Regions from separate parts of the Mus musculus genome. Here region 1 is linked to region 2. A link is a loop called in an ENCODE intact Hi-C map of the cell type or tissue named here. Cell type or tissue: left cerebral cortex. All regions are shown on one strand. Each heading gives the region's core, and the rest is flanking DNA. Links, peaks and the distances in the headings are about the cores only. Region 1 holds the start of Ets2 (E26 avian leukemia oncogene 2, 3' domain). Region 2 holds the start of Gm32130 (a long non-coding RNA gene).

The links. A loop is a pair of places that touch in the nucleus more often than their neighbours do. Peaks named below come from ENCODE experiments on the same cell type or tissue, not always from the same donor. Only the 100,000 strongest peaks of a DNase experiment are listed, where the experiment ranks them.
Region 1: it touches region 2 in a loop (5-fold over the local background); 6 of 42 quality-filtered maps call a loop at or near these places.

The regions. Positions count from the first base shown.
Region 1 is chr16:95,694,212-95,710,290 of GRCm38, forward strand. It overlaps Ets2 (E26 avian leukemia oncogene 2, 3' domain), which reads left to right and starts at 8,196. Exons shown (of 10, transcript NM_011809.3): 1 at 8,196-8,433; 2 at 12,210-12,281; 3 at 15,561-15,672. The coding sequence starts at 12,210. It overlaps Gm31989 (a long non-coding RNA gene), which reads right to left and starts at 6,637. Exons shown (of 4, transcript XR_876298.3): 1 at 5,988-6,637; 2 at 2,805-2,864. In left cerebral cortex, for the core only: a CTCF peak has its summit at 7,705; DNase peaks (open chromatin) are centred at 6,970, 7,296, 7,756, 8,154 and 4 more places; H3K4me3 peaks cover 4,111 bases; H3K27ac peaks cover 3,077 bases.
Region 2 is chr16:95,794,672-95,810,750 of GRCm38, forward strand. Gm32130 (a long non-coding RNA gene) reads right to left here and starts at 7,673. Exons shown (of 3, transcript XR_876302.2): 1 at 7,557-7,673. Gm41509 (a long non-coding RNA gene) reads left to right here and starts at 3,425. Exons shown (of 3, transcript XR_876300.2): 1 at 3,425-3,763; 2 at 5,556-5,812; 3 at 10,533-12,178. In left cerebral cortex, for the core only: a CTCF peak has its summit at 9,755; DNase peaks (open chromatin) are centred at 5,773, 6,619, 7,736, 7,965 and 1 more place; H3K27ac peaks cover 1,140 bases.

The sequences.
Region 1 (16,079 bases), core at 4,563-12,562, 100 kb before region 2:
TAGTAGCCCAGGGTGGCCTCATCTTTGGATACCTGCTGTCACAACAAATTCTGTTTATCCAAATAAGACCACACTCCTAAGCATCAGATCCCGGGGTGGGGTCCATCCCTTTTACCCCTCAGGATCGCACTTGCCATCCTTTGTAGAGAGTGACTGTGGGTCCAACCTAACCACGGTGGAGTACATATCTGGCAGTTGGTTACATCTGAGGTGTTCGTGCTAGTCACGTGGCTGAGACAGTTTAGACTCCCAAGTTCTAAAACAAATCTTTGTGGGGCTTCTAATGACCGCCAACAGGAAGAGCTTGGAAGCTGTCCCCTCTGCAAAGCACATTGAGGTCAGAGTCGCAGCTCACTGTCTGTTCCCATGTCTGTATAAAGAGCACAGAGCCAAGGGCCACTGAGTCACTCACCACGTCTCTCACGTAGACTAGGGTGACGATGCCTTTTCTACCGTAGGAAAAGAGGTGAGGGGTGGCGTCTTGGTCCGAACACACCTAAAGCTCTGTTCTGTGTGAATGGGAGAATATTCTAGAGGAAAACTCAAGAGCTAGTGTTGGAGCTTCGGGGATAGGCTCTGGAACTTACACTGGCGATGGTGACACCTTCCCAAAGAGCAATGTCACCGAACGCTGTGACCAGGAGTGTTAAAAACACAATATAAAGGATGGGAGTGATGAGTTGGCTCAGTGGGTAAAAGCACTTATCATCATGTGTGACCGCCTGAGTTTAATCCCTGGAACCCACATGGTGGAAGAAGAGAAATGACTCCCACAAACTGTCCTCTGACCTCCATGTGTATGCCATGATGCACTCTAAAGCATGTCCGTGTGTGTGCACGCGCGCACACACACACACACACACATTAAGTTAATGTAAAATTAATTGATTCATCAAAGTAGTATGAAAACGAGAATTCTGTCACCAGTTAGCAAAGTATCATCACGTCTATACTCTTAACCCATGCATTCACATGTCGAGGATACACAAAGACCTTTGGGAGCTTTTCAGAATTAGATGAGGTCATCAAAGTGGGACCACGAGGAATGAGAGGCTTGTGGGAGAGAGCTGCATGATGCATCCTGCCTCTCTCAGTTTGTGGCACCTCTGTTACAGAAAGAATACAGTCACATATGCCCAGATGCCATAAAGGCTTATGCTAAACATCTGATATGAAACCGTCTGAGGAAAAAAAGGGTCAAATGGGAGAAAGCCAGAGGACTCAGGGGAGGGTAACAGGATACAGGGGAAGATGCTTGCAGTCATGATGTCCTTGAATAGAAATGGCCTTAGCAGCCACACATAACACATTTAAAGAAAATCCAAAACAACCCCTCCCCCCTCCAAAGCAGGAAGAAGACCTCACCAGATGTCAGCACCATGCTCCCAACCTCTCCAGCTATGGGCTTAATTAATAAAAGTCTATCCTTTATTAATTACTCTGTCTCCAGCACCTCGCTGTAGCAACAGCACACAGACTGACTGATGTTACATAGTGTGTGTATGTGTGTGTTTAACCAATGGAACTTTAATATATACCAGTGCTTGCTAACCAACATGTTTACATTTGAAAGGTGACAAAGAGCCATGCTGAGAATTAATTGGGGAGATTCATTCCAAAGATATTTATTAAATGCTGTGTTGGAAATTTTTCCAGCGCTGCAGAAAGGTAATACCAAACCAGACACAATTCTGGCCCTAATGGAATGAGATCTATGCTGGAAAGACAAAGAATTAATTAACATGATAAAATAATCAATTAGCTAATTAATTAATTAATTAATTAATTATCAATTAATTGAAAGAAAGGACTAGGAAATGTTGTTGAGGAACACCTGCCTGACAAGGGCAAGGTCCCATCTCCCGCATGACAAAACAAACAGTCGGGACTATAAAGAGTATTAAACAGCGTCAGGGGTTTAGATAAAAATAAATGAATTCACAAGATGTAGTCAATTAAGTTGAAAGAGTGTCACTGAGCAGCCTGGGACAATCACCAGGTGGCTTCTCAGTTTAGCTAGGTTGGATTTGAGAGAGAAGGCAGGTAAGGACAGGGGGTGGAGTCTTGGGAGAGAAAGGCTCAAGGAAGCCTCCTGCCTGGCAGTTGGGGGGTGGGGGGTGGGGTGGATGGGGGAGGAGGGAGGTTGTACTGAAGCCAGAACAACAGCCTGAAGTGGGAGAAGGCCTCTGGGAGGAGATGAGCCAAATGGCCTCATGGAGAGCCAGGTCTCATGGTGTCTCCCAGAACTCTGGCTTTTCCTCTGAGTTACTTAGCTGAGGAAGGGCTGGCTGGCTGATCTAACACAGTCCCTCTGTTAGAAGTCTCGAGAAGAATGAGTAGAAGAATTTAAATTCACAAGTTCCATTGAAAAGTCATTTTCTAAATGTCAGATGCCTGCTTCCCCCCCCCCGCCCCCCCCCCCAAGTACAGCAAGCAGGTGGTTCTTGGCAGGGAAGCAGTGCACTCCTTCTGACACAGACACTGAAGGGTGGGATGGAGATGAAGACTTGGGAGGCACACTCGCTAAGTTTAGTCAGTCTTCACACTTGCTACCGAGAAGCACATATGCTCCGGCTCAGCACCGGGAGAGGGTTTCCTTTGTCTCTTCCCACACCGAGCCCAGCTATTTTGGGGTGGCCAAGTGTCTGGAAGAGGCTCTGCTACTCCTGATTCTGCCAGGAAGGATGGGGCTTACAGGCTGAAGCAAGGGCTGGATGGGTTATCTATCAGCATGGCCTTGCCTCCTCCTCCCCAACTGAGGCTGGTTCAAGAAACAGACATGGAGCTATATATGATGTCCTTACCGTGGTGTTAAACACCCTACACAATTCAGCCATCACTCAGACCAGCAACTTCCCATGTACCTGCAAACAGAAATGGGATAATTGACCACAAAAAAATGGAGAGAGACTGTGAAGGAGACAGTGAGACTGTCTTTGCAGCAGAGACCACACACTGCACGCGCACACACACACACACACACACACACACACACACACCCCGGGGGGGGGGGGCAGTGACTGCTGGCTTCCTGTACCATGGATGGCGCCCTTCCTAGGGCTGTGTTGAATTCCCAGAACAAAATGGGAATTGTTCAAAATCTGTGATTTTCAAGATGGCAATAAAAGGCGAATGAAAGTAAATGCTGGCATCCCAAAGGATGTTCACCTGCTGGGAGACTTGAGGTAACACCAGCATTCTGTGAGACTCTTCCTGAAGAAAAGGCCTGCTGATCTTCCCCACTGAAAGCTCAGACAGGACGCTGGCCTTCCTCCTAGTTGAAAGGCAGCAGTGGGATAGAGAGATGGATCAGGGGCTAAGAGCACTTTCTGCTCTTCTAGAGAACCTAAGTTCGGCTCCCCGCACCCACATCAGGCAGCTCATGACCCCCCAAGGGATCCAACATTGTCTTCTGGTCTCACTGGACACACAAATACACACAGATAAAAATGGTTGTTTTTGCAACTGGAGCAAAGCACGTGGAGTGGAAACTCTACTGCTGTAGAAACCGGGGTCTGTAGCTCCGCTACTCTGGAACAGACATGATCTTAGAATATGTCCCAGGACGAGGGGAGTCTCCACTCCTCAGAGGCAGCACAAAACCCTGAAGCCTCTGCTTTAATCTTAAACTTCCAGGTCCCAGAGCTGGGAGACCTGAGTTCTCACTGTTTGTAAACCATTCTCTGGGTCCAGTTCTCCACAACCACAGCAAACAACTGAACTACCCCCTTCCACATCAGTTTATGCCAATATATACTCATATATATATATATATATATATATATATATATATACACACACATATATATGTATATGTGTATATATATGTACATATCTACACATACACACGCACACACACACACACACACACACACACACACACACACACACACATATATGTGTGTGTGTGTGTGTGTGTGTGTGTGTATACTGTGGCTGACTTTGAACACACCAGAAGAGGGCATCAGATCCCATTACAGATGACTGTGAGCCACCATGTAGTTGCTGGGAATTGAACTCAGGACCTCTGGAAGAGTGGTCAGTGCTCTTAATCGCTGAGCCATCTCTCCAGCCCATTGCACCTGGCTTTCAAGCCTTGGAACCAAACTATCCCACTGCCATAATGATTTCCTCCACGCCTACTGAAGCCTGTTACATTATCCTTTAGGTCTTTAATCCAGATCGCACCTTAATCCAGGTTTTGTCTTGACTCTGGAGGTATGTCAAAGACTGAATTTTGCTGGAAGGTCTGACTGGATCGTGAACAACTCTTAGTTTATTTGTGGTTCAGCGATCCTGGTGGCTCAGAGCTAATGTAGGAGTCATGTTTGATTCAGAAGGGGAGAAAAAAAAAACCCTACAAATCATATATCTGTACAGGTCTGACTCAGCACAGACACATTTATTTAGAGATTATCAATTTTACAAATACCATGGGTCCTTATTACGAATTTAGCTGTTCAGACATGCCTAAGGCACACCACCCTGCAGGTTAATACCACGGTGGATTTTCAAAACAGTTGATGCACTTCAAGAATGGAGCCGTAGCCTTATAAGGGAAGCAGCTGTGTAGGGTGATGGCGGAGTGGACAGCATAGCACTGAGACCAGGGGTGTGGCCCAGTCCTGCAAGAAAACTGCCCAATGTCCCTGAGCAGGGAGCCAAGCCTCCTTCAGCCTCAGTTTCCTTCTCTGTAAGTATGAGTATTGGCCTTATTTACTGCTTCTGCAGAGTTTTCAAGCTTCGAAATTCAGATTTAACTCCAGGCTTCTCTTAACTACCAAAGCCAAGAAAATCAAAGAAACCAAGACTTCTCTTGACAGCAATGGTCTTGGCATTCCTGGTTGTGAGGCCTGGGCCTTCAGCCATGAAGGGTGAGCCTGAAAGGCAGAGACCAAGTCTACCTAGGCAGAGAAATGGCTGATGATACTCCCTATTTTCATTTCATTGTGTGACCACCTTTGTTCTGTGGGCTGGACCTCAGACCAGAGACCTACAGACACTTGCCCCAGGGGCCACAGCTGGATAACCAGCAGAAGGCTGAGCTAGGGTGATCCCAGGCAATGTGACCCAACAGCTGCCCTTAGAGGTTTGGAGAGCAGGTTCCACGCAAGGAGTCTGTCTGTCTTCATGCCTAGGGCCCTGAGAGACACAAGAGGCCTCAGGCCAGCAGAAAACATGCTAGAGGGACAGTGGGAAAAGATTTTTCCCAAGGATTGTCCATCTTGACATTAGGGAAGACCTAAGGCCTTGACAGGCATTGGGATCCCTTGGTGGGACCTGGAGAGACTTCCAGCTCCCACGTCACACAGATTCCCAGGACCCGTGCAGGCCGACAGACTGGCGAGAGAGGATTGGTTTGGAAAGGCGTGGGGTTAGAAAGTCTGCCATTATCTGTTCCTTGACCCCAACACCAGTGGGATTTGTGAATCAGTTAACTACTCCATGACGCATTCCAGGCCATACTCAAAATGGGGTAATTCTACCTCCCCACACACTCCAGGCCCTTACTTGCCTCTGCTTTCCCACCCTCTGGGTTCAAAGGGCTCCACTCTGTGTGTGATCCCCACAATCCAACCTCAAGGGGCAGGCACTCAAGCCCCACTTCCTTTTGTCCTCTCCACCTCACACCGTGTTTGCAGAGTGAATATTGTACACCTCAGACTAAATGTTTAACTTGGAGCTGGGACCCCGCCCTCCCACCCCCCAAGATAGAGCCTTTGAGCCAGATCACAAGGTAAACACAGCCAGCTCTTCAGCAGGCTGGGATGCACGGTTTCTGAAAAGGATGACTTAATGGGTTAATCATTGTTTCATAATTATGCCCAGGTCCTAAAGAACTCTGCATTTCACTCTCTAGGTAATTCATATGCTCTTTCATATTGTCTCCCCTTCTGTTCAGAGGAGGGTTGGTTACATTTGTCCTCATGCTGCTCCCACCCCCCACCCCCTACAGTCCACCTGCTCGCTCCTTACCAGCTCCTTACCAGCTCCAAGCCAACGAGCCTTCCCCAGCCTCCATTTCCTCCTAACGCCATTGACTTTTGATCTCAGAGCAGAAGGAGTGCGCTTTTATTAGATTCAATTTGCAGAAAGGCCCCAGCTTCCCTGTGAATCGAGCCATAATAGTCAATGAATAATCACAGGGCTCAGCCAGGCTAGGCTTTAACTCCGGCTCAGTAACTAGGAAACCACCCAAGAAGAGGAAGGGGTGGGGGAACCAAACAGAAAAGGTAAATGTGTATCTGTTATGTTCCTGAGTATGTAACTGATCAAGGCTGAGGTGGGCCAACCACAAAGCAGAGGCCTGTCTAGCTTATGCTTGGGATCCAGGTTGCCTCCTCCAGAAGGCCAGGCAGAACACAAAGGTGCCTGACGTCTGTGAGAGCTCGCTGGTCTGCCATGCGTGCTTCTAGCCGCTGTTGTTTTACATTAGGTTTCCACATACTCAGACCTGACAGGTTTGGGGTGGCTTTCCTGAATACCTTTCTTCCTCTTCATGTATATGACAGTTTTTTCCCCCAGAGATTTTCCTAAAATGCTCCTAAAAGAGAGTTTAGAAAAACTTATTCAGGAATTTAGAGCCCGTCCCTACCAAGTTCTCAGCCCTGCTGATAAATTCTTTTACAGGTTTGCTTCATCAGCTAATCAAAGTTTAATGACAGGGGTGCTGTGACACTTGGGTACTAACTTCTTTTGTAGCTTTTCTGCTCAGCATTACCAAGAGCTGCCCTCCAGCCATCAGCCTGAGCAGCCCTGAGAGGCTTGGCTCAATAAGGCCTTTGTGGACCAAAGGAGTCCTCGAATGCCCACGGTCTCAGGAGCAGAAGTGATGGAAGGAAACAGTCCTGTTTTGGGTATCTGAACTTCAAGAGATCACTGTGTGTACCAAGCTTCTCAGATACGTGGTCAAGGCGTGAAAATACTTGCAGGGAGATAGGGCCAACGGACACACTCCTTCAGACAAGTCAGTACCTTCTGCTATGTTTTTTTTTTTTTTAAGTTAGCATATGCTGTTCCGTGTCTCCATGGTAACGGGACAGGGACTCTTTCTTCTATTTATGGAGTTCCTCCTTGACCTGGGTTCTCTGGTCTGGACCTGAATACACACTGAGAAGCCATGAGGAAATATCAATTCCCTCTGGACCTAGCTGTTTTAGCTTAGTGGATTAGGCCTTGACTCCTGCAAAGGTGATACACTGGAGAGAAGTATCAGGTGTAATAGTATCTTGATTGGCAATAATTTCAGATGGGGAGTTGCCATGGAAACCAGGAACCCTGCGGTACCAGAGAAGCTGGGGTCTTCCACTCCCTTCCCGGCAAGGCTGTCCTTGTAATGTACCAATCGTCAGTCCCGTGGCCTTGCCTGAGCTTGCCATTTGCAATTTCATATGCCATCTCTGGTAACAACCTAAACTTGAGAAGGAACGAAATAATATTCAACGTACACCTGTGCCTACGGATGAATCCCACAGGTTTCCAACCATGGACTCAACGCCTTCTGACCAAAAAGGAAACCACTCTTTGGCTTGTGTTTTGACCATGAGTTTGGGAGAGTCACGCTGGACTTGACATGTAGTTGACCTCGTAGACCATGTTAAGTAGAACACAGTAGTAGCCTTGAAGGATTTACTAAGACTAATAATAGATGGCGCCTAAGTGCTCGGCCAAGTCGGCGCTGAGACTCGGCTCAGCCCTAGGGGGCGCCATCCGCACCGAGGCAGTAGGAGGGGCCTCTCCAGAGGCAAGCGGCTGCGCCACGTTCTGCTCTTCCACTCGCGACTCCGCCACCCGCCCACTTTGCGACTCCCTAACCCCACGTATGAGTCTTTCACGACGAAGGACCAGAAATCAGGACCCACACGTAGCTCCAAGCACAGGGCAGGCTCCACCGCAGAAGCCTAACCACCCAACCCAAGTGCCAACAGGGCCCCCAGCTCGGACCTGCAGACAGCCTAACGCGGGCGGATACGGCCCTGCCTTTCTAGCTGGACCTCCTGGGCATAACGCCCGAACCGGGCTCCAGGAGCAGGGGCCAGCAGGCAGGCGACAGCGAGCTGCAGGGTCGCAGAGAAGGGCCCGGGAGCAGCGTGGATCCGCCGCTGCCAGAGCGCGCTCTCCTCCCACGCCGGCCTCGCGCTCGCTCCTCCTCCGCGCTCTCTCCGTCACCCCTGCTGTCCCCTCCCCCGGTTCCCTCCGGCCCTCCCCCAGCTCCAGAAGAGCGCGCGGCTAGGAGATCGGGCTGGTTACTTCCTTCACCGCGGCGTTGAGCACAGAGTGGACACCACTGAGGCCCGTCAGTCCCCGCCACCTTCCCCGGCCCCGCGCGCCCGGATCGGCCCTACGGCCTCGTCTCGCCCGGCCTTGCGCGCCGGGACCGCCGCGATCTCCTCTCCCCGCCGCCCTCCGGCTGGCCCTGCCTGCTGCGGCGCGGTAAGAGCGGCCCCTGTGCGCGATGGTCCTCAGCAGAGACTCCGCCCGGGGTGGGGTGTAGTGCGGGCGGCCCCTGATCCCGCCGGGCCATCGCGCGCCCCAGAGCCGCTCCGGCTGGTTCCTAGGCACCCAGTGGCCTCGGAGGGGGACCCAGGCATCGGGCAGGGCGCGGGCAGACCGCTTTTGTTTTGGGGAAGCCAGTGGTCGCCCCGTGCGGTTCCTGCCCGGGGTGCGCGACTGCGTTTCTCGAGAGGGCTTGAGGCACCTGGAGAGGTGGCCGAGGTAGCCCCAGGTTCGGGGTGACTTGAGTTGGGGAGGCGCTAGGCCTGGAAGGATGTGGGGGTGTCCGGATCATGGAACACCTGGGAAGTTGCGGCTCCCGGGAACGTGTCACCTGCTTGGCCAGGTCTGGGCTCCCCTGGGCCCTGGGAAGCCAGTACGGGATACGGTCCAAGTAGGGGTGCTGGTGGCTGCTCTGCTTTTATTTTCTCCTTAAAGCATATGAATGAAGGGGTAACCTGAAGCGTTTGCGTATTTGACTTTTTTTTTTTTCTAATTTACTATTTAATCTCATAAGACTTGTACTAGCCTGCACTCAATTTCAGGGGAGCCTAAAATAGTAGTTGACTCGCTACTTATTTAGAAAGTAAAGCGGTGAGCAGTCCTGGTTGGAGAGAGGAGTCATTTAATTCGCCAGTTGAGAGACTTGCTCCCGCTGTGGAAGCTCCTGTCGGTATCTGCCTGCCTACACCACCGCCAATCCGGAGATACATCTCAGTGTTAAGCTTTTATTAAAATCTGAGTAATCTCGCAGTGCAGTTAATGTGAACACCGTGCATCCCACAGGGAAATAGCCAAACTCTCATATATGGAATTAGTCATTCATTTCTCTAAACTGATTGCTAAGCAAAAGGCAAACCAACCTTCAAAGGGTTTTGTCCTTTTATTTTATTTTTTTAACCTAAATTTATCTAAATACAAACTCATGCTCTCTTATATAAGTGATTACCTGTTCCACTAAGGATACAGTTATCCATGAAATTCTTGTTTAAAAACCTAACTATTCCCAGTTACTACATTTCTGCCATTTTCTCCCATTTCTTGTTACTATTTTTTTTTTTTTTTTTAGCCCATCACCAGTACCAAAAAGTCTAAACTTGAAATTGATTTATCTAGAGTCTTGACTTGTCCCAGGGGTTAGCAAGCACATCCAGTCGGATAAATGAACTTAAATTTGATTAGCCGTGGGTCTGCCTGAAGCCATTTAGTGGAGGGCTTTAATTCTACATTCTTTTTTTTTTTTTTTTTTTTTTACAAAACTCATTAAAAGCCAGGCAACAAAGGAACCCTGTTCTGCAGCCGGTAATTACAGCATTTATGTGGGAGTGGGAGCCTCCCTTTTCTGCTCCTGTTTGTACACAAAAGGCAGGGGAGCTCTTCCCCAACCTCTGAAGCTATTCTCTGCCCATCTCAGAAGCGAAAAATCACAGAGAAGTCCTCGAGTGTCTGTACACTGGGGCAACAGAAAGCACTGTCCGACAGGCCCTGGAGGAACCACGTGGACACCTCTGCCTCTGCTGCTGGTTTTCTGCGGGAGGCTTGTGTTTAGTCAACAGGTTACAGGCTACAGGGCTGACTCCATCCAAGTAGGCGACATGAAGTTCTCAGTTGGCGAGTGTTTCACAGGACTGAAGTGTGACAGAAAGGCCTGGTTTGCTCATATTTGTGTGCTCTCTGCTTCAGTGGGGTGGGGTAGGGAGAGCCCACTCAGGCATGGTCAGGATTTAAGGCCCTACTGATCTGAGGCGTAATCTCCACAGACACCCCCAAAGGAGTGTGTAGTCTAGGCCGGTGACTCAGTTGTCACCGGTCCTCAGTTGCCTCAGAATAAAGTGATTTTACATTTGGAACCTGGACTCTCAGGAGGATTGTGAGGAAGTGGGACTTGAGTCTTCACATTGGGAGCTAGGCATGCTGTCCTGGTGGTCTTCGTCTGTGAGGAATATTGAACCCACAGTAGGTATAGCTGGGATAATATACCAAGGGAGAACCTGAAGAAATGTCCCCGCTCTGGAGACTGCACAGTCCCTGCTGTGACATCACCAGGATGGTGGCTCCTTCAAGGCCCCTCAGCTTTTCTGGGCTGCTTTAACCCTGATCTGCATGTCTGGGCTCCCAGCAGCCTTCCCTTAAGGCCTCTTTCTGCTCTGTGGCCTTTTATCAAGGTGTGAGTGTGTGCACGTGTACACTCACACATGTCGGTGTGTGCATGCGAGTATGCATTCACTAGGAAATTGTTAAGCCATCTGTCATTGGCCCACAATGTTGACTATAAAAAGAACACAAGACAGAGGGATCAAAGCAAGTTAAATAATTCTTTGAGACTATGCTATCTGCTGCCTCTAGTGAGTTCTATCAGTTGCCTGCTAATTTTAGTGACTGTGTGTGGTTAGCAGGTGGGTGCCCATGAAGGAGAGCAAGGGGGTGGTGGTGGTGGCTGGGGGTTGGACACTCTACACAATGGAGCTATCGAAGGCTCCCGTTCTGTAGCTTGGAGCCTGGAGGACGGAGAGCTGCCGTCCAGTGATGGTGATCTCTGGTGTGTGGAAATGAGGCTCCGTGACTGGGTCTGTCTAACGCTCTCTGATATTGTTGAAGGGCCTTCTTTCATTTAGCATGTCATATTAGGGCTCCAGAAAATTTTTTCAGACCACTGCAGGTCACATTTTGGTTTTTGGTTTTTTTGTTTTCCTTCAACATGCTCAAAATAGTCTTAACAGATCAAATCGATTTTACTATATTCAGTCAACCTAATGTATTCACAGCGTTATATAAGCACAAAGTAAATATCCAAAGGACTGAGACATCTTTCTCCTACTGGCTCTTGAGATCTATGTGTATCTTCTCTCAGAGCCTGTCTCCCTTCACAGTAGCCATGTTCATTGCCAGTAGCCACAGGTGGCCAGCTGGTGGCTGCTTGGTTGGTCAGCCCAGCTCTGGTATATAAGCCCCATTATTAAAGCAAGGTCTAGCTTCACGAAGAAATGCAAAACTGTGGTACCCACCAAGGAGAGATGTTCTCAGATCACATAATCAGAGCCCAGGATCTGGGACAGTGTGAGGGGTTGGAGGTTCAGGGCCATGCTTCTGTATAGCTCAGAGAAGAGTGGGTTTGTGTGTGTGTATGCTGGTCTGACTCCCATGGGAGCTTCCAAGGCAGGGACCCCTCTGTGGCTTCTACTAGGGCCAGGCTAAATTGACTGCCCTGTGTAGACAGGAGATGGTGGCTTTGTGGCCCTTCTTGGCACCACCTGAGGTCTCACCTCAGTTTACCATGAGTAGCACAGCCTCCTCGCTCAGCTACGCCAGGGTTCAGGGAAGCCTGTGGAGTCTCACATCGAAGTGGAACTCAGTGGGACCCCTCCCCAGATCTTGTTCTCCTTGAGAGCTGCTTGGCCTGGATCCCTTTTAAATAAGAATTCCTGTATCCGAGTGTGTGGACGTTGGCCACCGGCAGTGTTCTGTCTGGCTAAAGATTGAAGCCAAGGACGGGCGTGGTGGTGCACGCCTTTAATCCCAGCACTTGGGAGGCAGAGGCAGGCAGATTTCTGAGTTTGAGGCCAGCCTGGTCTACAGAGTGAGTTTCAGGACAGCCAGGGCTACACAGAGAAACCCTGTCTTGAAAAAACAAACAAACAAACAAACAAACGACTGAGCCACCATCAAAACTGTACTTCAATGGTAACCTCTGACTCTGTCTCACTTTTTTTCCTAAGATGAATGACTTTGGAATCAAGAACATGGACCAAGTGGCCCCTGTCGCCAACAGTTTTCGTGGGACACTCAAGGTATGTGCTTCTTATCTAAATTATCTTGACGGTTTTAGAAACTACAATAATCAAGAGAAAGCCCCCATGAAAGCTATCATGGTTTTAGATATCTTAGCTATGTGGCTCTGATGAAATTGTTTCCTCTCTTTGAGCCTCAGTTTTCTGTGCTGTTAAATGGGTATCTTGATGTTATTTGTACCTGTCCCCCAAAATATAGAAGTAGTTCATTTGCAGATGAGTTCATCCTGAAGTTCCTTTCAAATGGGAAAAAACCAAGTCCCATGATTCTTAAAGAAAACAGCTGGAAAGACAGATCATGGCTGATCAAGAGGGCTGTTTCTGAACTTCCTTGCCTTTGTTTATTTGTGTCTGTGCATATGCGCCATGATGTACACACAGAGGCAGGAGGATAGTTTGTGGGAGTCAGTTCTCCCTTTACTTTCACCGTGGAGGTCCTGGGATTTGAACTCAGGTCACCGGGCCTGGCCTTGGGTGTCTTCACTAGTCAGCACCATCATTCCTGGAAGGCTGTTTAACTTACATGAAGAAGTTGAAGAATAGGCATCTTGTGCTACTTTCATCAGGAGGGGCTGCACCCACCAGGTTAGAGGGAGCCTTCTCTGTCTGCTGCAGCAGCTCAAGGCTGTTTATGCAAACCCCAAACAGACTAAAGACAGAGCTGGCTCCCCTGTTGTGGCCGTGACATGTTGTCATCCTTTTGGAACACTCTTGTAGCATAAACTGGTCATTTCTTGTGTAAGGGTGTGTGTGTGTGTGTGTGTGTGTGTGTGTGTTTATGTGTGTGTGTGTGTGTGTATGTGTGAGATAAGTATGTAGTATGTGTATATATGCGGGTGTGGTGTGTGTATAATTGTGTTTGTGTGGTGTGTGTATATGTGTGTATGGTATATGTGTGGTGGCTATGTGTGTAGTGGCTATGTGTGTGCTGTGTATGTGTGGTGTGTGTGTATGTATGGTGCGCATGTGGGTGTGGTGTGTGAGTATGTGTATGAGTGTGTGTGGTATGTGTGTGGTGGGGTGTATATGTATGTGATGCCTGTGTATATGTGTATATATGGTGTGTGTGTGGGGGGGGTGTGTGTGTGTATGTGTGTGTGTGTGGAGTGTGTGTGTGTGTGTGTGTATGGTGTGCGTGTGTGTGTGGTGTGTGAGTGTGTGTGTGTGTGTGTGTGGTGTGTGTGTGTGGGGTTGTATATGTGTGTGATGTCTATGTATATGTGTGTGAATATAGTGTGTCTCTGTGTGTGTGTGTGTGTGTGTGTGTGTGTGTGTGTGTGTGTGTAGTAAAGAGGCTAGTGATAAGTGTCTTTCGATATTTCGTTCCACTTTATTTTTGAGACCACATCTCTCACTGAACCTGTGGCTTACAAGCTAGTCTTGTCTAGGATTCCTGTATCTACGTTCCTAGTGCTAGGCTTACTAAACTACAGCACAGTCTCTAGTGTTGGCTCTTGCCTAACCTTTTATTTGAGGGAGGGTCTCTTGCTCTCTGCTGGCTGGCCCCAAGTTTCTGGGGGTTCTCCTGTCTGCCTCCCTTCCCAGCACACTGGCGTCACAGGCCAGGGGTCCCCTGTGCAGCCTTGCATGGGTCCTAATGCATGTACTCATGCGTGCCTAGCCAGCTCTTTTCCCACCCCACCTTCCCCCACTCCCCCAGCTCCCTAAACCGTCTTTAAGGTTATGTGTCTGGTGTAAACTACAGAGGCAGAACCTGGCACCCGCTTTTCTGTTTGATTTAGTCATGTGCCTTGAGTGGGGCAGAAATGGTAAATGGTATAAGGAGTTAGTGTTATGGAGAAGCTACACACACCCCTAAGGAAAAAAAGCCCTCTGTAAACTGAAAGAGCTTGCTGACGTCTGGTGCTGACGTCTGGTTTCGGAGAAGACGTTGGTTGTCAGAGTCTGTGTGGAAAAATGTGTAGCAAGGGTTTGCACTGTTCTTTAACTTCCTGGTTTTAAAGAAAGAACTTCCAGAGAGACACTTTCTAGAGGCCTAAGCAGTGCGTGGGGGAGGGTTTTGTTTTTGTTTTGTTTGTTTGTTGTTAACATCTATTTAATATTTCACCCAAAATACCTGCATAAAAATCCTAGGTAGAGTACTTCACGTTTCTCAGTGGGCCTGTCCTCCCAGGTAGTTGGCAGTCCCGGGGGGTTGAGGATTTGGGGTTGGGGCGGGCAGCCTGTCTGCCCTCTTGTGCAACAACAGGTCTGTCACTCGCTCTTCTGCGTTTCTGGAATGAAGGCCCGGTGTCGGGCTGACTTATCTGTAAATGTGTTACACATTTTATTCGCCCGTGACTCAACACACGGGTCATTGTGTTACACACGAAGTAGGATTTCCAGATTATGTTGGGAAATAGAGCTTTTCTTTGCGCTTCCTAAACAAACCAGGCTGGGGTGGACCAGCCTTGCCCGGTGCGTATTCACGCTCCTCCCATTCAGGGCTGCTGTTTTGCAAACATGGAGTCTGTGAGCTCATTCAGCAGGCCACACTTTCCAGGGCTTGGTGTGTGTATCCAATTCTTCCTAAAGATTCCTCTGAAAGCCTTCCTGTGGTTGAAGTTTCTCTTCTGCAATCTTTTTTTTTTTTTTTTCCAGAGCTGAGGACCGAACCCAGGGCCTTACGCTTGCTAGGCAAGTGCTCTACCACTGAGCCAAATCCCCAACCCCTTTTTGCTTGGGTTTTTTTTTTTTTCCCTGCAATGTTTTTTATTTTTTATTATCATGGAAAATATTAAGGCTGTTTTTCACAGATTACTATTGTCTGAACTACTGTGTGTGACGAGGAGGAATTCCCTCCCTCCCTTAAAGTGGTAGATACTTCAAAGGAGCTTTTTATTTTATTCAAAGATAAAAATAGCTTGTTATTGTTTTGATTTCCCGTTTCTTCCCAGCCTTCGCTTTTTATTTGAATTGCATGACACCAAAACCCTGTGTCAGCTCAGATTTTTCTTTTCCTACACACCCAATCTGACGAAAGAGGTCTTGGTCTTCTCTGAAGACCTCTCAGTGTGGCCCTATGATCCTGCTGTTTTTAGATGTATTTCATTTATTAAGTTGATTGTGCTGATAAGATAATCTTCCAGGCCATCAGGCCCTATGAGGTTAATTAAAGAGTGTGGAGTGAGATAGAATTGTTTGGATTACTTTGAGGTCATTGGCCTATGTTACCTTAGAATGGCTGATGTCATCAGGACCCATGGCAGGGTTACTTGGACCACTAAGAAAGCACGCCGTCAAGTGAGTTCACGTGGCATTTCTTTTTCTTTTCCGCAGCGCCAGCCAGCCTTTGACACCTTCGATGGCTCTCTGTTTGCTGTGCTCCCTTCTCTCAGTGAAGATCAGACACTCCAAGAAGTGCCCACGGGCCTGGATTCTGTCTCCCATGGTAATTTGTCCTCCACCCTGACAGATGCATGGCTTCCCTCGGCATCGGGTTAATAAAGACATGATCAGTTAATAGAGATAGACCATTCTGGTTAATAAAGACATGATCAGTTAATAGAGATAGACCATTCTCTAGCCAAGAATATCAATATCTTGAGTATTGGGTATGAGAAGTCTGATAGAAGCCTGGGGTCTGGGAGAAGACAGTTTTCTTCTTCTGTGAGCGAACTGGTCATTCTGGTGTCGTCACAGGCAGTTCCCACCTGTGAGCCGAGAACTGTCTGTCACTCACAGCTCGGAGCTCTGAGAGTCATACTTTGTTGTTTTCAAACACTCCTTCATCTCCCTGGTGTCTTTTTCAAATAGAAGGTAGTGGGCATGGAAGGGTGCCCCAGCTTACATGCATGT
Region 2 (16,079 bases), core at 4,924-12,923:
GTTGCCTGCAGGCAAAGGAAACCAAGTCCCCTGCACAGAGGAGCTAATTAATCGATAGCTGGTTCTGAAAGCGCGAGCTGTGATTGTAAGGCATTTCTTCGGTATACCCCATTCTGTTTTTACTTTTACTCTCATCGTTGCGGTGATGAAGCCAAGTTAAGGAAGGGAGGAAGGGTCTATTCTGGCTCGTGCATCGAAGGTACAACCCGTCATGGCGAGAGCCTCAGGCACTCGGTCACAGAGAATGTTTAGCCAAGGAGGCAGATTACAGTGCCCAGCTCACCGTTGCCTTTTTATCCAGTTCAGAACCCCAGCTTATGGGATGGTGACACCGCTGTTCAGGGAGTGTCTTCCCTCAGTTAAATCTCTCTGAATACATTTTCATAGTTGGACCCAAAGGCATTTCTCCTAAGCGATGCCAAATCCTACCGAGTACAGTCAAGACTGACCACAGCTTCCAACAGTCCGAGTGGATTGCTCCAGAGAGATGTCTACTGCTCCAGTGTTATCTGCCACTCCACAGTAATGTCTGCCACTCCTAGTGGGCACAAGCCCTATCCTTCCCTGCTGCCACCATTCCTATGATGGCTTTCAGAGTGCCAAGTTCAGGGTGCTGTGTCTCCTGACAGGTAGAAGTTACCTCTGTGTGTGTGTGTGTGTGTGTGTGTGTGTGTGTGTGTGTGTGTGTGTCTATTTGTTAATACTTCCAAGGAGGTCAGATGGGCCCTAATCCAGTGACAGCTCTCCTGTCTAGATGAGAAAAATTCAGACTCAGGCAGGCACAAAATTGAGATGCTACAGAATTCCCTATGAGCCTTGGGACACCAAAGCTATTTGACAACTGTCAGAAACTGGGATGGTAAGGAAGGATTCTCCTGGGACAAGGAACCAATTGGTTTGAGGAGCCAATTAACCCCCACAACTGTAATGATGAATCTCAACAACCCTAAGTCCGTGAGTCTAAGCTGCATACAGTGGCCCCAAGAAACTCAGTTTAGGGCCTGAAATGCCCCTTGATATACTTCATCTCCAAAGCCAATTAACATTTCTATTTTGTGTGTGTTTGCATGGGGGCATGTCATACATGTGCAGGTACATGTGTGTGGCCACCCACATCAACCTTGGGTGTTACCTCTCAAGTTTTATCGTCTTGTACTTTCTGTGTTGGACATTTGAGATATGGTCTGTCTACACTGCCCTAGCTGGCCTAGAATTTGCTAGACAAACCAGGCTGGCCTTGAACTCATGGAGACCCACCTGCATCTGTCTCCTCAGCGTTGGATTTACAGACAGGCACCATCACATCTGGCCTACCTTGTGTTTTGAGAAAGGATTTCTTATCATCCTGGAATTCACCTGTGAACCTGAGAGACCCTCCTGCCTCTCCCTAGTGCTGGGAATACAAGCATATGCCTCCATGTCCCCCTTTTTAATATGGGTTCTAGGACAGAATTTGGGTATTTGTGCTTTCAAAGCAATTACTTTGCCAACTGAGCTATTCTGTAGCCAGTATTCGTATTCTTAGTAAGCCCCTCCTTTTCTCCTGGCTCCCAAGGTTCCCACCTCAGCCTGATTTAAGATATCAGTTTAAGGAGTATGTGGTGGTTTGAATGGGAATGGCCCTTTCAGGCTCATAGATTTGAATGCTTGGTCATTAGGGAATGGTGCTACTTGGCCATTAGAAATTAGGAGGTGTGACCTTATTGGAGGAAGTATGTTACCAGGATGGGTTGGGGGCGGGGAGGGGTGTTCAAAAGCTCAAGCCAGGCCCAGTGTCTTTCTCTTCCTGCTGTCTTCAAATTCAGATGTAGGACTTTCATCTACCATGTCTGCCTGTGTGCCAACAATGTTCCCCACCATACAGATAATGAAACTAAACCTCTAAAACTGTAAGCATTCCTCTGTTAAATGCTTTCTTTTATAAGAGTTGCTGTGGTCATGGTGCCTCTTCATTAGCAAGAGGACAATGATTAAGACATAAATACAAAGACCATTTTAGGATTCTACTGACTCCACAAGTTATATCCCACCCCAGGTCCTCCTTTCTGTTAACTATGTGCAGAATGGCGTGAGCGCACGCACACACACACACACACACACACACACACACACACATACACACACACACACACACACACACACACAGATATAGGTGTTGCCGTGGTAACCTTTATTGTCAACTTGTCTGTATTTAGAATCACCATAGAAACACCTCTCAGCACATCTGTGAGAGATTTCCTCAAACAGGTTTATTGAGGTGGGAAGGCCCAGCCTAGATGTGAGCAGAACCATGTCATGGAGTGGGGTCTCAGACTAAGGGAGAAAGTGAACACTAGCATTCTTCTCTGGTTCCTGAGTGTGGATGCACCACAGCCAGCTGCTTCAGGACCCCAGTGCCATGACCTCCTCACCACTGTGGGTGGTATCCCCTCAATCTGTGAGCCAAAATCAGTCCTTAAGCTGCTTCTTGTCAGGTATTTGGTCCCAGCGGCAACAAAAGTAAGGAATCCCTGTGTATTTCTCAAGCCAAACTCTAGCTGTTTTACATCTGAGAGAAAGGTTAGCCTCCTGCATCTCCCAATTGCTCTGACACTCTGTCAGGGCTCACAGGGGTTAAGACTTCCCCATAACTTTTAGGACTGGCAAGTGGGGAAGTGTTTCCTCCCAGAGATAGGGTTCACATCCGCATGGGAAGTGGTGAGTTCACAAATCCAGGTTCCTCCTGGGTTTAGATATGACCCTGTAGGGCTGAGACATTGCCCCAACTCAGTCTGAAAGCAGCAGCTGTATTTAGTCAGGCAGGGCTCTGTCTGCACTTACAGGAAATGCTGGGACATTCACACACACACACACACACACACACACACACACACACACCACATACACACTCACACACATTCACATATACCACATATATGCTCATATACACACATACTAACATAATACACAACTGCACTGTGTTGTGAAGCTCTACACACTTACACACATACACATATATGTATACATAGACCTCACATACACATAATACCACATATACATTCATATATACACATATTCACATATACACACCACATACACACTCATATATACACACACTAACATACATACACAACCACACTGGGTTGTCAAGCTCTACACACTTACACACACACACTTCACATAATATAGCCAAGCTCTCACAACCACCCTCATTATGAAATGGGGGATGCGCATTTCCAACTCACTCCATTGCACAGATGGGTGAACTAGGCTCTGCGGGAAAGATATCAGCTCAGGGGTAGCAGAGCTGAGATTGTCACCTCTCTCTCATGCCACCCCAAAAATGAGGTTGTGCTTGCACTGTGTGAGTGTTGGTCCTAAAGCTACCTCAGAAGATCACGTGTTTCTGTTCATTTGAAAGGCGTTGGTCTTTCTGGCTACTTCAATAGTAGGGAGGTGGTGGAAAGCTACTGTGGCAGAGACATGTTCACATGTAATAGTGTAACACCAAAAGCACACTCATGTCCCTCGCTGTGAAGCAGGAAATGCAGAAGGAAGGGACGGGACTGTTGCAAGCTGGCATGTATACACAAAGGTAGACACAGCTGTTCATCAAGGTTCAAGACCTGATGCGAGGAGCGCAGGCAGCGTTGTGGAGCCACGCTAGGAGCGCGGGCAGCCCCGTGGGACCTCCTCTGCCTTGCAGATGGAGACAAACTGTGTACAAGCAGCCTGTAAGGAAGAGCCTAGCCTTGAACTGAGCGCGATGAACTGAGCTCAGCAGGTTAGGACTTGGGGGATGGGATGTTGCTTTGCTTGATTTTGGAGAAAGGTCTCTCTTCTCAGACGCAGAGCAGAGGTGTTCGGGGGGGGGGGGGGGGAGACGCAATCAGCCCAGAGCTGACAACAAAGCCATCAAAGAAAAATAGCTTTAAAAGCAAAACAACAACAAACTGACTAGCTGCTTATCTGTCTCGCACAGTTTTGTCCTTCCCTCCCTCACTCACTCTTCGGCTTTCTTTGCCTGTGTATTACGCTTCTTCTGCTGGTATCTCTGGTTTTGTCTCAAAACCTCAGAGGACTTGGAGCAAGAACTCCATTCACAGGCAGCCCTGAAGGCCCCTGATTGGCCATGGACACCGTTGCCCTAGCAACATGACTCAAAGCTTCCTGCCTCACACCTCCACCCTACCCCCCCCCGCCCCCTCCCACGCTCAGCGTCACATTCATTACTTTTGGCGACACCACAGGTTATTAAAGCTGTGTAATGAACTCAGCAGTGACACGGGGCTTTTCCTCTCTGCTGCCCAGTAACCCAGGCAGCTGAAGGCTCTGCCTCTCAGGGGGTCAACCTGCAACCATCGCAGGTTCTTTCTCACGGTTTGGACCATTTGAAATTTACGTCCAAATAGCACTTGATGAGATTCTAAGGAAAGAACCAGAAATTGCCTACTTCATCTTCTGAGGGGATGAGAATCCCTTTGTTTCCCTGGGTACATGAATTTAATGTGGATAATAATGAATAATAATAATAACAACAACAACAACAGTCTGTTACTGTTGGGGCTGCTGTAACAAAATGCCTCAGGCTGGGAGGCTTGTTGTCTTAGTCAGGGTTTGTGTTCCTGCACAAACATCTGACCAAGAAGCAAGTTGGGGAGGAAAGGGTTTATTCAGCTTACACTTCCACATTGCTGTTCATCACCAAAGGAAGTCTGGACAGGCACCCACACAGGGCAGTAACTTGGAGGCAGGAGCTGATGCAGAGGCTATGGAGGGATGCTGCTTACTGGCTTGCTCAGCTTGTTTTCTTATAGAACCCAAGACTACCAGCCCAGGGATGGTCCCACCCACACTGGCTCTCCCCCCTTGAACAATAATTGAGAAAATGCCTTACAGCTGGATCTCATGGAAGCATTTCCTCAACTGAAGCTCCTTTCTCTGTGACAACTCCAGTTTGTGTCAAGTTGACACACAAAACCAGCTAGTACACTTGTAAATAACAGAAATGTATCTTTCCATTCTGGAGGCCAGAAGTCTGAGACAGAGTCCCTCTGGGATTCTGAATCTGCTGGGGACCTGCTTCCTGATAGATACACTTTCTCACCTTGAGCTCACGCTGTAGAGGGACAAGTGGCCTCTCTAATAGGGGATCTAATTTCATTCCTCAGTGACTTCCCTCAGCGATCTACTTACCTCCCAGGGGTCTGACCACCCCTACCTGTAGCGTGGGCACAAGGCTTTCAACACCTGCTCTGGGCAGAGAAGGGACATACATTGAGATCATTTGCAAAACCGCCCATTGCTGGACTTGTCTGGGGACAATACAGACTTAAACCAAAGAATCAGGTGCTGACAAGACAATTCAGAGAGCAGGGGGAGATGGGGGTCAGGGGAGATGGGGGTCAGGGGAGATGGGGGTCAGGGGAGATGGGGGTCAGGGGAGATGGGGGTCAGGGGAGATGGGGGGCAGGGGAGATGTGGGGGAGAGGGGATGAGCTTGGGTCCTGAACACACTGGCAAAGGCTCTCTGGGGGACCCAAGTGGGAAAAAGATTACACTTTTCTTTCTGACAGCACCTGACTCAGTTCCCCCGACGGCACACGCCGGTGATGGTCCCAAGGACATGCTCGTGGTCCTGTGGCCTGGACAGCAACAGTATCTGTCCCTGTGTGTCATGTGCCCCTCCATCATATTCTCTCTTCTTGAGGCCCAGCATCGACACTCAACTGTTCTCTGCATTTAGACGTGTTGCGTGAGAGACATCACTAACTGCTGCCCACGCAGAAAGAAGCTTGTGATCTGAGAGCCACACCAGTCTACACGTATAAATGTGAGTGTTTACATGGGGGATCCACGCAGACCGCAGGAGCAGTAGGCTCTCCGAGGCCTATGCCCTCTCCAGCCTGAGGGTCTTGGCCAGGTACCCTGTACCATCCATGGCTTTCTACTGTGGAAAGAACCTTAAACCCAACCAGAAGGCAATTGGCTATTCCCAAAACACTAGTAGGCACAACTAGTAGCCACTAGCTTCTGGGTGATCTTTGCTTCAATAACTGTATCTCAACTTGCATAGTTTCCTTGTCTCTTCCCTGCCCTTGGACAACCTTTTTCTGAAATGCAGCTTTCATGTGTAAGTGGTTAAGAAGCCCAGGAAGTGAAACTTAATATCATGATGTCCACAATTATACACATTTCTACTCTAAGTATCTGGCCACTGGCACCTCATTAGTACAAACGGAAGAGAGACTCTGGCAGTTTGCTTGTATAATCCCTCTCAATATGGGTTGGCTGGGTGGGTCTACAAACTTAAAAGCAAGACACTGTCTCAGCCTAGAGGCAGGGGAAAGCTGGAGACATTCCAAGAATGAGAAGCATTCACAGGCCCTTCTGGCTTTGACAGGCAGAGATCATGAGCAAGGACCAGACTGGCAAGAGGCTTCGGGTGAAGCCAGCAAACAGATGGCAAGAACATGGGGGCCTCGGTCCACAACCCTGGAAACTGCACTCTGCTAACGACCAGAAAAACTTAGAAATTAATTTCCTCCAAACCTCCTGGCAGGAGCTCAGCTGGTCAACTCCGAGGTTTCAGTTCATGAGATCCAAAGCAGAGACCCCACTGAGCCATGCTGCCCACCCAAGGCACAGGCCTGCGAGATGGGTGTCGTGGGAAGTGGTCCAACACCCAGCTTATCCTGTGGCTCCAGCATATGGCTCTGTAGCTTCCTCCAAATGCTTTCCATCTTATTTCTCCAGCAGAATGGACGTTGTGCTCTATGAGAACACCCTAACACCCCCTTTGCTAGGGCCCATGGATCCCAGTGCCATGTCTTCCCTCAGCCCCTGGGGGCTTTACCTACTTTCATGGAGACCAGCTGTCACTGTAGTCCACTCAGCCCTGGGTTCTCACTGTCTACTATGTGCATACTCACTTACAACCTGTCCCATTGAACCAGGGGTTCTCAGATGACAATAATGTTACTCTTGTCTGCCCCTAAGGACAGTGGGCAATAGCTATGACATCATTGACCCAGCCCAGGGACCATGCTAGCATTTCAGAGTAAAGATGCGGGATAGTATGGCGCTTCCAACAGTCCTCTCGCACTAAAGCATGATCCAATTATTAAATGATTAATTCCATGAGAACAGGGATTTCCTTGGCACTACTGTGTGCTGGTGAGTGGAACAAAGCCTGACACATAGTAGGTGCTGCCTGGGTATGTTTCAGTGGGTAAATGCAGGAGTGAATGCTGTAGATTGTGACTGAGGGTGTAGCTGTCTGTCTGTCCATCCACACTGACTTCCCACCAGTCATTACTTGTTATCTGATCTTCCTCTACAAGAAAACTGGAGTCTACATCAGCTTCTCCTTTTTGCTTACCCTTTCGGATCCAAAGTCATCCTCACCACCAGCATGGGCTCCTGGTCCCCTCTAACCTCATCCATTCATTTCAGTCTGCTTGGGAAGCAGGGGGACCTCATACCCCTGCCTCAGAAAGGATAGCAAAGATACCAAGGCAGGGCCTCTCTTTCCCCCAACCTCCCTCCCTCTCCTTCCAGCCTCACCTGACTCTCACCTGCATCCCAGAGCTCCAAGCTGAATGGAAGGAAGCTATGCGCTCTGCTCACAGAGGGTGATGAGGGCTCTTGCTTTAGTAATTCAGACCTGCCTTGTGAAGTAAGTGAATGGAACAGCCTGCAGTCACCACAAATAAACCCAGACTGGCTGGAAGCATGCTGAGCTGTGAACCACAGGAAGAAGACAGAAGACATGAAAGGGATGGTTCTCGGGGAAGACTTCCTCCCGGAACCTAATGTTCTGGAAAAAAATCTTCCTAATTAGTCATTAATTGGTACATTATCAGCACCATGTGCCCAGAATTAAGTGGGTAATTCCTATGATTTCGAGAGAGCAGGGTAATGCATCATCTCAGCAGCCAGGCAGAGAGAAATAGCTCTCCCTCGTTCCCTCTGCTGCAGCCTGAGACCTCCACAGCCTCCATCCACCCATCCTGTGGTCCTCTGGGATTTACTTGCCCCAGGGCACAGCCCACCCTGCACAGGGCTGATTTTTTTCCCTCCAGGCCTCTGGATATTTTTGTGTTGAAAACAAGTGTCACCTCTTAGAGGAGGCTATATTGTCTCAGCCTATGTCTCCCTTTTAGCCATTTTGTGTTTGGTACCTCCTGGCCACTCACATAGAACACTGTAGGTAATTTTAGCAGCCCCAGTTGGTTCTGTAACAAAATTTATTTTAAACAGCTATGATTCATCTCTTAATCATAGAGTTTTATTGTACTGTCATTACCAAGAAATCCTAGAGTTTATTCTCCACTAAAAATAATTAAAGGATCTTCAAAGCTCAACCCTCTGTATTGATCAGAAGTTCCTATATTATCAAGACAGCTATAGATAAGGGATTGTTGGCAGGGAAGAGAGAAGGGGGAGAGAGGGAGGAAGACTACGGAATCAAAAGTTGTATGGTGCATTTACGTGACGTGTGCATACGTGTGCATATGTGTGTGTGTGACTATTTGTGTGTGTGTGTGTGTGTGTGTGTGTGTGTGTGATGTGTGTGGTATGTATGTGTATGTGGTTTGTGCATGCATATGTGCACATATATATGCATGTGTGTGTGAGAGTGTGTGCATGTATGTGTATGCATGTGCAAATGGGTGTGCATATACATCTGTATGCATGTGTAGAGGTCAGAGGTTTCTTCCTCAATCACTCTCCCTTGTGTTTTGAGACAGGCCACTAACTGACCTGTAACTTGCTGGTTTGGCCTAACTAGCCGCCAGTAGGCCCCAGGGATCCTTCTCTCTCCATATATCCAGAGCTGGCATGTCAGGCGTGTTCTATACCCGGATTTACATGGATCTGAACTCAGTTCTCCACACTTGTGTGGCAAGCACTTTGCCCACCGTGCTCTCTCCATTGCCCCTCGGAAGTCTCAGGCGCACATGCTGGCTCTTCACACTGCTGGCTGAGTCAGTAAAAGCTCCTATGGTCATTCAAAAGCCAATAGGCTCATGTATTTTAAAGTTTGGTTTCCCCCATTGATGCACTGTTCGGGGGAAGTTATGCCTTGATGGAGGAAGTACATCACCATGGGCGGGCTTTGAGGGCTTATAGCCTTGGCTACTTCCTGGGCTCACTCCCTCTTGGCTTCCGCTGTGTAACTGTGGTGTGATCGCTGGACTTCTTGCAGTGGCTGCCTTCCTCACCGTTATGGACATTATGCCCACTGGAACCATAAACAAAACAGCAACAACATTAACAACAATAACACCTCTTAAATTTATTTTAGACATGTGGCCCTATCACAGCAACAAAAAGTAACTAATACTGTGGATTAGGCTCTCCAGGGTGGTTTCTTCTTCTCCTTCTCCTTCTCCTTCTCCTTCTCCTTCTCCTTCTCCTTCTCCTTCTCCTTCTCCTTCTCCTTCTCCTTCTCCTTCTCCTTCTCCTTCTCCTTCTCCTTCTCCTCCTCCTCCTCCTCCTCCTCCTCCTCCTCCTCCTCCTCCTCCTCCTCCTCTTCCTCCTCCTCCTCCTCCTCTTCCTCCTCCTCCTCCTCTTCCTCCTCCTCCTCCTCCTATCCTCCTTCTTCAGGGGGATATGCTGGAACACCTGGGGGTCAATGTCTCCAGTGTAAAGAATGATTGACAAGGGGGTGTGGGCTGTGGAGGGGAGGGTCATAGACGTGTGCAGCAAGCACTCCCACTGTCACATAGGGAGGGGCCATATCTTACCAGGAGACTGTAATACCAGGTATTGCCACAGGTCTATTACATCTAGTGATATTCAGGCATGAGAGAGAAGAGGCAGAGACTGGGGGCAAAGGGCTTTGGGTGGAAAGAATATTCAGATCAGAGAGCATTGGGAGCCTCTTAGAGTTGGGGAAGGAACTTTTCCTGCTCCTTCTTCTTTCTCCACCCAGGTCCTCAGAGACCAACCAGGATGAGCAAACATGGCCCAGCTCTCCAGTGGTCAGCTTCTAGACCAGCGGTTCTCAGCCTATGAGCCAGGACCCCTTCAGGAGTCACATATCAAATATCCTGGATGTGATACATTTACACTGTGATTCATAACAGTAGCAAAATTACCTTTATGAAGTAGCAACAAAATAATTTCATCGCTGGAGGTAACCACAACGTGAGGAACTGTATTGAAAGTTGGTAGCTTTATGAAGGTTGAGAACCACTGTTCTAGACAATGCAACATCTCTCTAAGCTCTTTCTGGTGTTATCGGGCAACTTATTGCACAAGAGAGACAAATGATGTTATGGGTGTCCTTGTATGACCCAGAGGAACCCTGCTTTTCTGCGGTCCAGTGAAGTGCAGGCAACCTGTAGGAACGCATGTATATGACACAGCTTTTCTGTAGGTTGAGACCATCTCTTCTTCCTGGGAACATCTAGCTGTTACTGGAAACTGTGTGCCTGACAGTACTTGGATAGAATTGCATGACACGCTGGTACCTATGTCTTGATTTTATTTTCTTTCCCTGAATCTGGCAAGGTCTGTCTAATCCCACATCTGTATTTCCCCAGCTTGAACTTGAAGAGCTGATCCAGACGTGGATTTTATTCCAACTAGAGAATCTCCAGGGCAGTCTTGGATTCTGGAACAAACAGAAGTCTTACTGCCTTGAAAAGGGGAACCGTCAACCTGAGCATCAGCGCCGAGCCCCGCTGTTGAATGCTGTCACTCCATCCAGAGTTCTGGTTGACCTCAGAATGGACTTCAGCCCCCTCCCTTCACTACCGAGAAAGAATCTAATTTGTAAGGTTCATGAAGCACTGGGTGACTTGTGTCTTCTACCCCATGCAAAACCTAACTCAAGGCCTCAGAGACGCTATCTGTGTTCAAGGGAATAGTATTCATTGATTGACAAAGTATAGGTAATAATAGTCTCCCCTTCCCATTCTCTCCCTCTCCTCCCTCTTCCCCCACCCCCAGTGTATATGGGGGCACTCACAGATGCCCTCAGAAACAAGACAAGGTGTCACATCCCCTGGAGCAGGAGCTAGAGCCAGTTTGTGAGCTGCCTGGTAGGTACTGGGACATGAGTCTGAATCTTCTCCAAGAGGAGCCAGTGCTCTCAGCTGCTGAGCCATCTCTCCACCCCTCTCTAGATCTTTAATTTTTAAATACACATTATTTCTTTCTTGAGAACTTTCCATGTACTGGCAACTCCTTTGTTTTACGTGCCACTGAATTGTTTTTAAATGGCATGACTGTCTTATATTTGTTACAATAAATTTGATGATCTCAGAGGCTGGGGGGGGGGGGGCGGGGGGAGAGAAAGAGAAAAAGAGAGAAAGAGAGAGAGAGAGCTGTAAAACTGCAAAAAACAATTGCGGCTTAGTGATACTGGGATTTTAAAGACGGCCTTTTTATTTGTAATGAAGATTATTGGCGATATCGGATCAGAACACCCTTTCCCAGAAACAGCATGATTTGGAGTCAACATTCCTAGGGCCACAGCCACACTTGTTTGTTTCCCATGTAAACTTTCAAGCTTCATCCCCAGAGGTAAGGACCCTCTGTCTGAGCGGTTCTACTGGCAATAAAGAGAGTTTGGGCCCGACACAAGTTTCATTTCTGATTTGGATAACAACAAGAATGAACCAACCAATAAAATTCTTGGTTAATGGGAAACTTCATTTGAGGTTGGAAAAAAAATAAAAAGAAAGAAAGAAAAGAAAAGAAAAGAAAAGAAAAGAAAAGAAAAGAAAAGAAAAGAAAAGAGAAACCAGCATGGTGAGTTTCCTTATGTTTACCACAAAGCAGCCTTAACTCCACCCCGGAGATGTAAATATACCGACGGTTGGTTGTATACATTGGCACTGTTTGGTTTTTTGTTTTTCTTTTTTTTTGTTTTCAAAAAAGAAGTTATGTAAACACAGCCTATGAAAACCTAATTGCCACTTTCATCATTTAGTCAAATAACAGATGAAAGAGACGGCACACATCCATCCCGGAAGGAGTCACTTTATGACAGCCAGGCAATAGAGACGGTACATTGTGCAATGTGCCCTGCCTCCTGGTTTATGTGACATTTAGGGTCCCTTTGCTACGCACACCTGCCAAGTATCCTTTGAACACGGCCCAGAAACACCACCTCAGTAAATACTGCATTTCTAGGTCTGTGTGTGTGCTTCAGTGCCTGGATCATGTTTATTAAAAAAAAACAAAAAAACAAAAAACAAAAAAACAACTGATTATCATGGGACCAAAAGTTGAGCTTCAACTCTGATCTCAAAGTGAAGTAGAAAAAGTCTTCCTGGGTCAGAAATGCTACCAGGAGTGACTCCCACAGAAGCAGGAAGCCGTATGTAGCCGTACGTCACAGGAGATAGTCTGGGATTCCACGGCTTCTTACATGGTCTTTTGATTGTACCATGTCCAGAAACTGCCAATACATGCCACAGAGTTGGTTGATTTCTATCTTTTCATTTTAACCATGAGGAGATGGCAGTTGAGGGTTACATGAGCCCATCCAGGGAGCTGTCCTGTCTCTGATCATTGGTTTCACAAACTCTTCCCAAACCTCACACCCTCACTTTCTGGTGGACTTGGGAAAGTGACGGACAGTCACCACCATGATGACTGCGTCCTCTGGAGTTTCCAGATTGTCTCTTCTTCATCCACATCACGAGAATCTACACCCCACTTACAAGACATCCCCACACCCAACCAATGGATGCTCTTCACTTTCTTCTGTGAAAGAGGCCAGCGATCTCTCTGGTTTTGAAGGGCCATCACCCAGGGAAGTGCAGGTGACATAGAGAAGTGACACCTGGCCAGTTCCTAAAGAAGTGCAGACTTTCCCACCTGGAAAAGACACAGAGAGCAGCTTATCTCTCACCATTCCAAAGCCCATCTGCATGTGGCATTACATAATTCAAGCAGAGATGTGGAAAACCACAGGGGGTAGGTGCAAGGCAGTTGAGACCCCTCCCCATGTGGAGTCTCCAGAGAACTCCCTAGGACCCATGGAGAGTCTGCAGTGCTCAGAGGAGAACTCCCTGGGACCCATGGAGAGTCTGCAGTGCTCAGAGGAGAACTCCCTGGGATCCATGGAGAGTCTGCAGTGCTCAGAGGAGAACTCCCTGGGACCCATGGAGAGTCTGCAGTGCTCAGAGGAGAACTCCCTGGGACCCATGGAGAGTCTGCAGTGCTCAGAGAACTCCCTGGGACCCATGGAGAGAGTCTGCAGTGCTCAGATAGACTAGCATCTCTCCTGACTGATGTAACAATCATACAACAGAAAACCAACCCACCCCAAGTTCAGCACCATTCAGCCAGTTCTCGGCTGAAGCACCACTGCTATCTAGTTCCAAGATATCCTTGTCACCCCCAGAAGATGCCCACAGCATTGAACAACCAATCCCTGAAGCCCAGTGGCCACCAGTTTACCTGCTGCTGTTCATATGGATCTGTCTTGTTTGTGTCAGATGTAAGCGGAATCAGGCAACCTGTCACCTTTGGAATCCTCGCTTATTAGCCCATGTTTTCAGGATTTGTCTGCAAGCAGCTTGTATCAGATCATCACCCCTTTCCTATCTGAATACCGTCTTACTACATCCCATCATCGCTGCGTTTCCAGGGCTCTTCTGCATGTAGCTCATGTAATGACTTTCCTCTCTGCGTTCTACCGTGTTCTACACATTGCTGGGTACCTTGAGTATGTTCTGAGGAACGTATCCTTAGGCAAATTTGTCACAGAAGTAAAAATGAATACATTTAACAGATCTGAACTTCAAAGACCGCTACACAACAGAATTCCATGGCTGTTCAGCCTACTATAAACCTGCTAACTATAAAACCTGCTGCCTCACTCTTAAGCTGGGTGACTCTACAGCCCGCTATGGTACTGAATTGTGTGACGGATAGTAAAGCTCACGACACCTCTAGCTTGTAGGACGGGGTAGGCTCGTTACACTCCTGAACTGTGTGGCTCTATAGCCCACTATAGCCCTGGCCTGAATGATGGTTTAGCCCTGAACAGGCTATGAGCCTGAACAGCACAGGGCAATTCTCAGCACCGTGCTGACTCTAAAGCACTGCAGTGGGGGCTTTTAGTTCTTTTATAGCCTCATGAGATGGTTGCTTACATGCTCTCCATCTGTAAACAGAGCACCAGCCCTCACCTGTGGCTGTGTTCTGTCCACACAGAGTGTTTGTTTAATTTGCTCACTCATGACTGTTTCCATTGTTTTTACCTCTACCAGTGCCGCAAACAAGCGCCTCCCCTTGTGAGTGCATTTATGTGAGCGTTTGAGCCTTGTTTTCAATTCTTTAGGTTATCTACTATAACATAGAGATTTTACAGCTGAGTAACTGGGCACAAAGGCAAGGTAGCTTGCCTCGGCCCTGGCAGCTGGCTCATGACTGGAAGCCGGGTAGGTCACTGGGTGACTTGGTTTCGCTCTCACAGAGCCAGATAATGATCATCTCCCTGTTGCCTTTTGCTCTCCAAATCTCTCCTCCCTTGATGCTCAGTCCTCCTTGGCCGCCCCATGAGACTTTCCCGGGTCATCTCTCAGGCCTCTCGGCTCCCCTCCTCCAGAACCCTTTCTGTTATCGTCTAACCGAAACCCACATAAGCTGTTATGTGAACGAACCCACAGGGTTCATAGTTTGACTCATACGTCTCCCACAAATTCAGGTTAGCTGTAAGGGCTGTGTGAACGTGAGCTTAGAAACTGCGTGTCATGATACGTGAGGAGAGCCTGTGGAGCGAACAGGATGACCTGGTGGCAACACTCAGCCTTCATGGAAAGTAATGTCACAGCCGCCCCACCGTGACGGTCTCTGTGTGCTTCATCACTCAGCAGCTCCGAGACCAAGACCACCCGGTTTCTATGACCTTCTAAATGGTGCTTCGTGTCACCGTCTGGTGATGTTCTCAACAGCAAAGCTACCAGAAGATTTAGAGGTGTGACAAGCCTTGGTGCCACCACCTTGCCCGGCCAGCAGCCATTGAGAATGTGGATTGGTTCAGGCTTGCATGTTAGAGGACCTCACTGCCTGCCAAATCTCAGTTCACCGTGGCGGCACCTGCTCTTTTGGAGAAATTGTTGCTAAGGAGGTATTTTAGGGACTTCTAAAAGATACTGATAGAAAGCACAACTTTTAAATCCACCCTGTAAACCTTGTTCCTTGGTATCTCTCTCTCTTTTTTTTTTTTTTTAGATTTATTTATTTATTTATTATATGTAAGTACACTGTAGCTGTCCTCAGACACTCCAGAAGAGGGAGTCAGATCTCATTACGGATGGTTGTGAACCACCATGTGGTTGCTGGGATTTGAACTCCTGACCTTTGGAAGAGCAGTCTGGTGCTATTACCCACTGAGCCATCTCACCAGCCCCTCCTTGGTATCTCTTATCACTGGATGATAATAGGAACAGTAAATCCCAGGGTGGTCAAAAGAGCCGACTTATAGAAGGAGAGGAAGGGAGGAGAGGGGGATAAGGAGGACAAAAAGAAGCCAGGCGGTGGTGGGCATCAGGCGGTGGTGGGCATCAGGCGGTGGTGGGCATGCCTTTAATCCCAGCACTTGGAAGGCTGGCAGAGGCAGGCAGATTTCTGAGTTCGAGGCCAGCCTGGTCTACAAAGTGAGTTCCAGGACAGCCAGGGCTACACAGAGAAATCCCGTCTCAAAAAAAAAAAAAAAAAAAAAAAAAAAAAAAAAAAAGACAAAAAGAAGATGAGGGGAGGAGGAGGAAGAGAATAAGATGATGAAGAAGAACAGAGAAGGAGAGAAAAAGAGGAGGAAGAGGAGGAGGAAGAGGAGGAGGAGGAAGAGAAAGAAGAGGAGGGAGGAGGAAAAGGAAAGGAGAAGGGAAGTAGGAACAGGAAGAGGGGAGGAGTAGGAGGGGAGGAGGGAAAAGGGGAACAGGGAGGAGGGAGACAGAGTCCTAATACCCTCTCTTTTTCTACTATCTCATTGCTGGATTTTGAGGAAATGCTGCTTTTTAATCTCAACTTGAGGAAAAACTGACATGTCATCATCATTCATTACCAAATAATGAAGAGAATCTGCACGTTGGCCCGTGGCACTGATTGCTTCTGCAAGGCGGTTGGAA